Linked DNA regions of Homo sapiens: region 1 is linked to region 2. Evidence: chromatin contacts called from ENCODE Hi-C or POLR2A ChIA-PET data. All regions are on one chromosome and are shown on one strand. Each heading gives the region's core, a stretch centred on a gene start or an enhancer-like site at or near the end of the contact. The rest is flanking DNA. Distances are from core to core; before and after follow the strand shown.

The links. A loop is a pair of places that touch in the nucleus more often than their neighbours do. ChIA-PET counts read pairs that join two places held with the same protein, here RNA polymerase II (POLR2A). Pooled maps may share reads with other maps.
Region 1: a map of posterior vena cava shows a loop between it and region 2 (10-fold over the local background). The contact joins two enhancer-like sites. A Hi-C loop is called at or near these places in 31 of 168 maps with a recorded cell type or tissue (B cell, CD14-positive monocyte, CD4-positive, alpha-beta T cell and 24 more), 30 of 37 single-sample maps with no recorded cell type and 35 of 50 pooled maps. POLR2A ChIA-PET finds 5 or more read pairs at or near these places in 16 of 52 experiments (AG04450, B cell, GM10248 and 12 more).

The regions. Positions count from the first base shown.
Region 1 is chr19:7,190,542-7,194,007 of GRCh38, forward strand. The region is part of intron 2 of INSR (insulin receptor); the gene reads right to left. Among named protein-coding and RNA genes, the nearest start is that of INSR, 100 kb to the right of the region's middle. RefSeq lists enhancers at 1,842-1,931, 1,982-2,071. Within about 2 kb of position 2,030, at least 2 of the 41 ENCODE cell types and tissues checked have a DNase peak (open chromatin) inside an H3K27ac peak, as active enhancers do.
Region 2 is chr19:7,147,633-7,151,138 of GRCh38, forward strand. It overlaps INSR (insulin receptor), which reads right to left. Exons shown (of 22, transcript NM_000208.4): 11 at 2,865-2,900. Among named protein-coding and RNA genes, the nearest start is that of ZNF557, 80 kb to the left of the region's middle. Within about 2 kb of position 1,624, at least 2 of the 41 ENCODE cell types and tissues checked have a DNase peak (open chromatin) inside an H3K27ac peak, as active enhancers do.

The DNA.
Region 1 (3,466 bases), core at 780-3,279, 43 kb after region 2:
TTGTATTTTTAGTAGAGATGGGGTTTCACCACGTTGGCCAGGCTGGTCTTGAACTCCTGACCTCGGGATCCACCCATCTTGGCCTCCCAAAGTGCTGGGATTACAGGCGTGAGCCACCGCGCCCAACCAATTCTTTGAAGACTATCCTTCGAACACTATAAGCTCATTCCAGGTGTTTCCAACTCTGTAGGGAGATGTTGATCAAACTACAAAATTTCACTTAGGAGAAATAAGCTTTAGTTATGTATTGGACACAATGGTTGCTATAATAAGTAATAGTGCACTGGACATTTCAAAATTGCCAAAAATGTAGATATTTTTAACCATAAAACAATGATAAGTATGTGAGGTGATAGCTTTTAAATTGGCATGACTTAGTAATTCTACAATGTAAACAGATATCAAAACATCACATGGTACCCCATAAATATGTAACATATACAATTATTATTTGTCAATTTTAAAAAAATAGAGGCTGGGAACGGTGGCTCACGCCTGTAATCCCAGCACTTTGGGAGGCCGTGGCAGGTGGATCACCTGAGGTCAGGAGTTCGAGACCAGCCTGGCCGACATGGTGAAACCCCATCTCTACTAAAAATACAAAAATTATACAGGCGTGGTGGCAGGTGCCTGTAATCCCAGCTACTTGGGAGGCTGAGACAGCAGAATTGCTTGAACCCGGGAGGCGGGGGTTGCAGTGAGCCGAGATTGTGCCACTGCTGGAAGAGAGAGTGAGACTCTGTCTCAAAAAGAAAGAAAAGAAAAGAGAAAGAAAGAAAGAAAAAGAAAGAAAGAAAGAAAGAAAGGAGGGAGGGAGGGAGGGAAGGAGGGAAAGAAAAGAAAGAAAAGCCACTCGGGGTGGCCACTGCACCCCCTAGCTGAGTGGGAGTCCTCTAAACTGGTGCTGGACGTTTCCACATACTCTTGCTCCCCATACTGGTTCCTCTGAACTCGGATTGTTAGACAGAATGTGAAAAGCTCCACATGAAAATCACAAGCCTGCCAGGCGCAGTGGCTTGTGCATGTAATGGCACTTTGGGAGGCTAACACGGGAGGATCTCTTGAGTCCAGTAGTTCAAGACTAGCCTGGGCAAAATAGCCAGACCCCTGTCTCTACAAAAATAAAAAAATTAGCCAGGTGTGATGGTGCACACCCGTAAACCAATAGTCCCAGCTACTCGGGAGACTGAGGTGGGAGGATTGCTACAGCCCAGGGGTTTGAGGCTGCAGTGAGCTGTGACTGCACCACTGCACTCCAGCCTGGGCAATAAAGCAAGACCCTATCTTTAAAAAGAAGAGAGAGAGAAAAGAAAGAGAGAGTGAAAGAAGGAGGGAAGGAAGGAGGAAGGGAGAGAGAGAAAAGAAAGAGAAAGACAGAAAGAAGGAGGGAAGGAAGGAAGGAAGGAGAGAGATAAAAAGAAAGAAGGAGGGAAGGAAGGAGGGAGGGAGGGGAGAGAGAGAGAAAGAAAGAAGAGGGAGAAAGAAAGAGAAAGAAAGAGGCAGGAAGGGAGGGAGAAAGAAAGAAGGAAAGAAAGAGAGAAAGAAGAAAGAATACAGAAAGAGAAAAAAGAAAAGAAAGAGGGAGAAAGAAGAAAGATAAGAGAGAGAGAAAGAGAAAGAAAAAGAAAGACAGAGAAAGAAAAGAAAAAAGAAAGAAAAAGAAAGAAAGGAGAAAGAAAAGAAAGAGAAAGAAGGAAGGGAGGGAGGGAAGAAAAGAAAAGAAAAGAAAAGAAAAGAAAAGAAAAGAAAAGAAAAGAAAAGAAAAGAAAAAAATCACAGGCAGCCCAGGCTGGGGAAAGGGCATGACACAGATGAACTAGCCACAAAACAGCAGCTTCTTCTGGTGAGAGAGACCGCAAAGTGAAGACATTATGAAAGCCACGTGTCATGCAAGATGAGAAACAGCCCCAGTGGAGGACGGGGTTGACTTTCCTCTCCCTGTGCCCCTGACCTGATCCCCCTCATTGACACGTAATGAGCCCAAGTGTCCGTTCCTGCCCAAATTCTGGTTTGGGGTAGGGACAGTCAGCAGCCCAGGCTATGTCTGCCAGACAAGATGGCAGACTTGCAGGAAAATGCCAAACCGTCCGGGGGCTGTCACTCCCTCACACCTGCACACAAGTGCTGCTGTGTATGTAGGGAACATCTACCCAGACCTCCCCTCTCCAAAAATGCAAGTTCTGTGTCCATCCGCTGTCTCCCCTTCAAAGCCACATTGAGCTGCTGGTCCCAATTTTCCCCCAGTTCTCCCTAAACCTCCCAAAAGCTCCTGGGTGAGCACACAGAAGCAACTATCATCTTCCTGAAACTTTCAGCTGCGGTGGCTTTTTCACTATACACTGCTGAGAAGATCAGGGACTAAAATCTAACTAAGTTGACGGAGGAGAAAGGAGACCGCTGTGTCAGAGTCCTCTGGTGGACCCTCCCCAAGAAAGACAATGTCCCCACTAAAGGACCCCTTCCCTAGACAGAGGGAGTCACAGAAACACCAATTTGCTTCAGGGAGGCAGTTCAAAGCAAAGGAACGAATCTTGCACCAAGAGGCAAGTGCAATTTGATGCAGTATTTCTTTTTTTTCTTTTTTTTTTTTTCCCCAGATGGAGTCTCACTCTTGTCCCTCAGGCTGGAGTGCAGTGGCACGATCTCAGCTCACTGCAACCTCCGCCTCCCGGGTTCAAGAGATTCTTCTGCTCATGCCTGTAATCCCAGCAGGCTAAGGAGGCTAAGCCTGGGAGGCTAAGGTGAGCGGATCACGAGGTCAGGAGAGCCAAACCATCCTGACCAACATGGTGAGACTCCGTCTCCACGAAAAATATAAAAATTAGCTGAGCATGGTGTCGCGCACCTGTAGTCTCAGCTACATGGGAGGCTGAGGCAGGAAAATCACCTGAACCTGGGGAGCGGAAGTTGCAGTGAGCTGAGATCACGCTACTGCACTCCAGCCTGGCGACAGAGTGAGACTCCATCTCATAAAAAAACAAACAAAAAAATTAGGGGCAGGAGGGGGGAGGACACATGGGACATATGTCCCTCTGAAAGGGACACAAAAAAGTGCCCTATTTTATTTTTATTTTTTACTATGTATGTGTACTATCCTGTCAAAACTGACATATATTTGGAAATACATATTTTTTTCAAGTAGCTTCTTCTTTCATTTATTTATTTAGAGACAGTGTCTCACTCTGTCGCCCAGGCTGGAGTGCAGTGGCATGATCTTGGTTCACCGTAACCTCCGCCTCCCAGGTTCAAGTGCTCCTCCTACCTCAGCCTCCTGAGTAGCTGGGACTACAGGCGTACACCACCATGCTTGGCTAATTTTTGTATATGTATATATACATTTGGTAGAGATGAGGTCTCACAATATTGCCCAGGCTGGTCTTGAACTCCTAGGCTCAAGAGATCCGCTCTCCCCGAGCTCCCAAACTGGGCATAGGCGTAAGCCACAATGCCCAGCCAGGAAATACAT
Region 2 (3,506 bases), core at 374-2,873:
GTATTAAAAGACTAACAACATTGTAGAATGGAAAAGAAAACAGCTCCACCACTTATCAAGCCAAAGATATGTCCGTATTAGCAAGATTCAGATAATTTCTATACAGGCACAAATGGGTCTCGTGAAAATAACCAAGACGTTGGTGCTTCATGAGTAACTACTGAGAAATTGGTATCTCAACAACCAGAGATGTAAAATGGGCTCATCAAACAGGCCAAATGAGTTTATATACCAAAAAGATTATAACCAAAAAGACCATGAAGTGGCAAAAGACAAAGCATCAACTGATTTTTTTTTTTGAGACAGAGTCTTGCTCTGTTGCCCAGGCTGGAGTGCAGTGGTGTGATCTTGGCTCACTGTAACTTCCAATTTCTGGGTTCAAGCGATTCTCCTGCCTCAGCCTCCCAAGTAGCTGGGATTACAGGCGTGCATCATCATGCCCGGCTAATTTTTGTATTTTTAGTAGAGACGGGGTTTCGCCATGTTGCCCAGGCTGGTTTCAAACTCTTGACCTCAGGTGATCTGCCTGCCTGGGCCTCCCAAAGTGCTGGGATTACAGGCATCAGGCATGAGCCACAGCACCTGGCCTAGGCAGCATTTTATTATCCAGCAATCCCACACTAACCTGGTCATCTCAACCAAGGGTCCTTCTGACCCCATCACCCAGGGGGATATTTAGCAATGTCTGAAGATATTTTTGGTTATTACTACTTTAGGGGGAAGACACACTACTGGCATCAGATGAGTGGAAGCCAGGGATGCTTCTCAGTGTTGTTGGACAGTGCCCTAGAATAATCTGACCCCAAATATTATTTATTATTATTATTAGTATTATGTATTTATTCTTTTTTTTTTTTTTTTTTGAGACAGAGTCTCGCTCTGTCACCCAGGCTGGAATGCAGTGGCGAGATCTCGGCTCACCGCAACCTCCGCCTCCAGAAATCAAGTGATTCTCCTGCCTCGGCCTCCCAAGTAGCTGGGACTACAGGCGTGTGTCACCATGCCCGGCTAATTTTTATATTTCTTGTAGTAACGGGGTTTCACCATCTTGGTCAGGCTGGTCTCGAACTCCTGGCCTCAAGTGATTGCCCCGCCTGGGCCTCTCAAAGTGTTGGGATTACAGGCGTGAGCTACCAAGTCCAGCTGTGGCCCCAAATATTATTTTATTTTTATTTTTTTTGAGACGGAGTCTCGCTCTGTGGCCCAGGCTGGAGTGCAGTGGCACGATCTTGGCTCACTGCAAGCTCCGCGTCCCAGGTTCACGCCATTCTCCTGCCTCAGCCTCCCGAGTAGCTGGGACTACAGGCGTGTGTCACCACGCCCGGCTAATTTTTATGTTTCTTGTAGTAACGGGGTTTCACCATCTTGGTCAGGCTGGTCTCGAACTCCTGGCCTCAAGTGATTGCCCCGCCTGGGGTAGCTGCGTCACCACGCCCAGCTAATTTCTTGTATTTTTAGTAGTGACGGGGTTTCACCGTGTTAGCCAGGATGGTCTCGATCTTCTGATCTCATGATCCGCCCGCCTCGGCCTCCCAAAGTGCTGGGATTACAGGCGTGAGCCACCCGAATATTATTAATAGCAGGACTGAGATTGAGATCTGCTTTGGACCAAGCCCGTACATTTTTAGACCCTTCTTGGCTACAGTTAGTATTGCAAATGGCCACTAGAGGGCAGATCAGGCCACACAGGTGCCTGGGAAAAAATAAATAAATAAACACTCTGCTAAAGGAAGAAAATCTCTCCAAGTGGTCCCAACTTGCCTCTTTAGTCTCACCTCCTGTTCCTCCCAAAAGCCACGACAGGTAAACATCTCCTTGCCTTTCTCCCAAGTTCTCCAAGCTTTTTCTCTCTCCCAGGACCATACTGCTTCATTCTCTTAAGACTCAAGTTGAAAAGAAACGTCCCTGGCCAGGGGCGGTGGCTCACGCCTGTAATTCCAGCACTTTGGGAGGCCGAGGCGGGCGGATCGCCTGAGGTCGGGAGATCGAGACCAGCCTGACCAACATGGAGAAACCCTGTCTCTACTAAAAGTACAAAAATTAGCCGGGCGTGGTGGCGCATGCCTGTAATCCCAGCTACTCAGGAGGCTGAGGCAGGAGAATTGCTTGAACCCGGGAGGTGGAGGTTGTGGAGAGCCGAGATCGCACCACTGCACTCTAGCCTGGGCAACAAGAGTGAAATTCCATCCAAAAAAAAAAGAAGAAGGAAAGAAGGAAGGGAGGGAGGGACGGACGGAGGGAGAGAGGGAGGGAATAAAGAAAAGAAAAGAAAGAAGGAAAGAAAGAAAGAAGGAAAAAAAGAAAGAAGGAAGGAAGGAAGGAAGGAAGGAAGGAAGGAAGGAAGGAAGGAAGGAAGAGATCCCTGACTCTCCTCCGTGGAATTCAGTGAGCGACACGGTGTTCTTTTGTTCATACCCTGTCGCCCTTTCATGAAAATATTCTGTTTCCAGATCAACCTCCATTCATGGTGTAGGAGCTGCTGGGTCGGGGCACCCAGCCGCGGGGAGCTCAGACTCCGGGGACCCCCACCCACCTCTGCAAATGCACGCGGGAGGTGCAGAGATGTTTAGTGAGCAAACAGTGGCTGCAAACAGAAGGCAGGGAGGGGGTACCCAGGAAGCACTCCCATGATTCTATGTTTTAGCAAGAGTGTGTTAGTGAAGGTTTCTCCCCACATTCATGCCCAGATTTCATTTCAGAGTGAAGGCATTGGATTTCTGAATTGGTGAAGCATCTGCTCTCCAGCACAGCTGCCCGCCGCATGCAAAAAGCCACAGAAACCCCTGGGTTCTCCGAGGCATCTGCCTGGCACGCCGCCGGCCCTGCGCGGAGCAGGCACCAGGGGTCGCACAGGTGAGTCATACCTAGGGTCCTCGGCACCAGTGCCTGAAGAGGTTTTTCTGTGGAAACAAAACCAACGCCTTTGAGGACAGAGGGAACTTCATTAGACAGACCACTGGGCTCTGACACTTGGAGGCCACATGTGTCCGAGTAAGGGCACCCTGGCTTTGACCCTGGACCACTCGCTCCCATCACTTGCTAGACGGAGTGAGCTACATCTTCCCCAGCAGGTGCAGGGGTCCAGCAAGGGAAGGGGAAGAAATCAGAGAAAATTCTCCCCAGAGACGGCCTGCTGAGGTGGCCCTGGGATGTCAAACGTGACTACATGTGGACATCACAACTGACTCAGCCACTTCTCCAAGTCTGGCAGAATTTTTCTTTTCTTTCCCTTCTTTCTTCTTTCTCTCTCTCTTTCTGGTTTCTTTCCTCTTTCTCCTTTTCTTTTCTCTTTCTCTTTTCTCTCTCCCTCTCTCTCCTTCCTTCCTTCTTTCCTCTTTTACTTTCTTTCTCTCTTTTTCCCTCTTTCCTTCCTTCATTTGCTTTCTTTCTCTTTCCTTCCTTCTTTTTTTCATTTTCTTTCTCTTTCTTTTCTTTCTTTTCCTTTTTTCCTTCCTTCCTTCCCTCCTCTCTCCCTCCCTTGCCCCCTTCCTTTCTCTGTCCTTTCT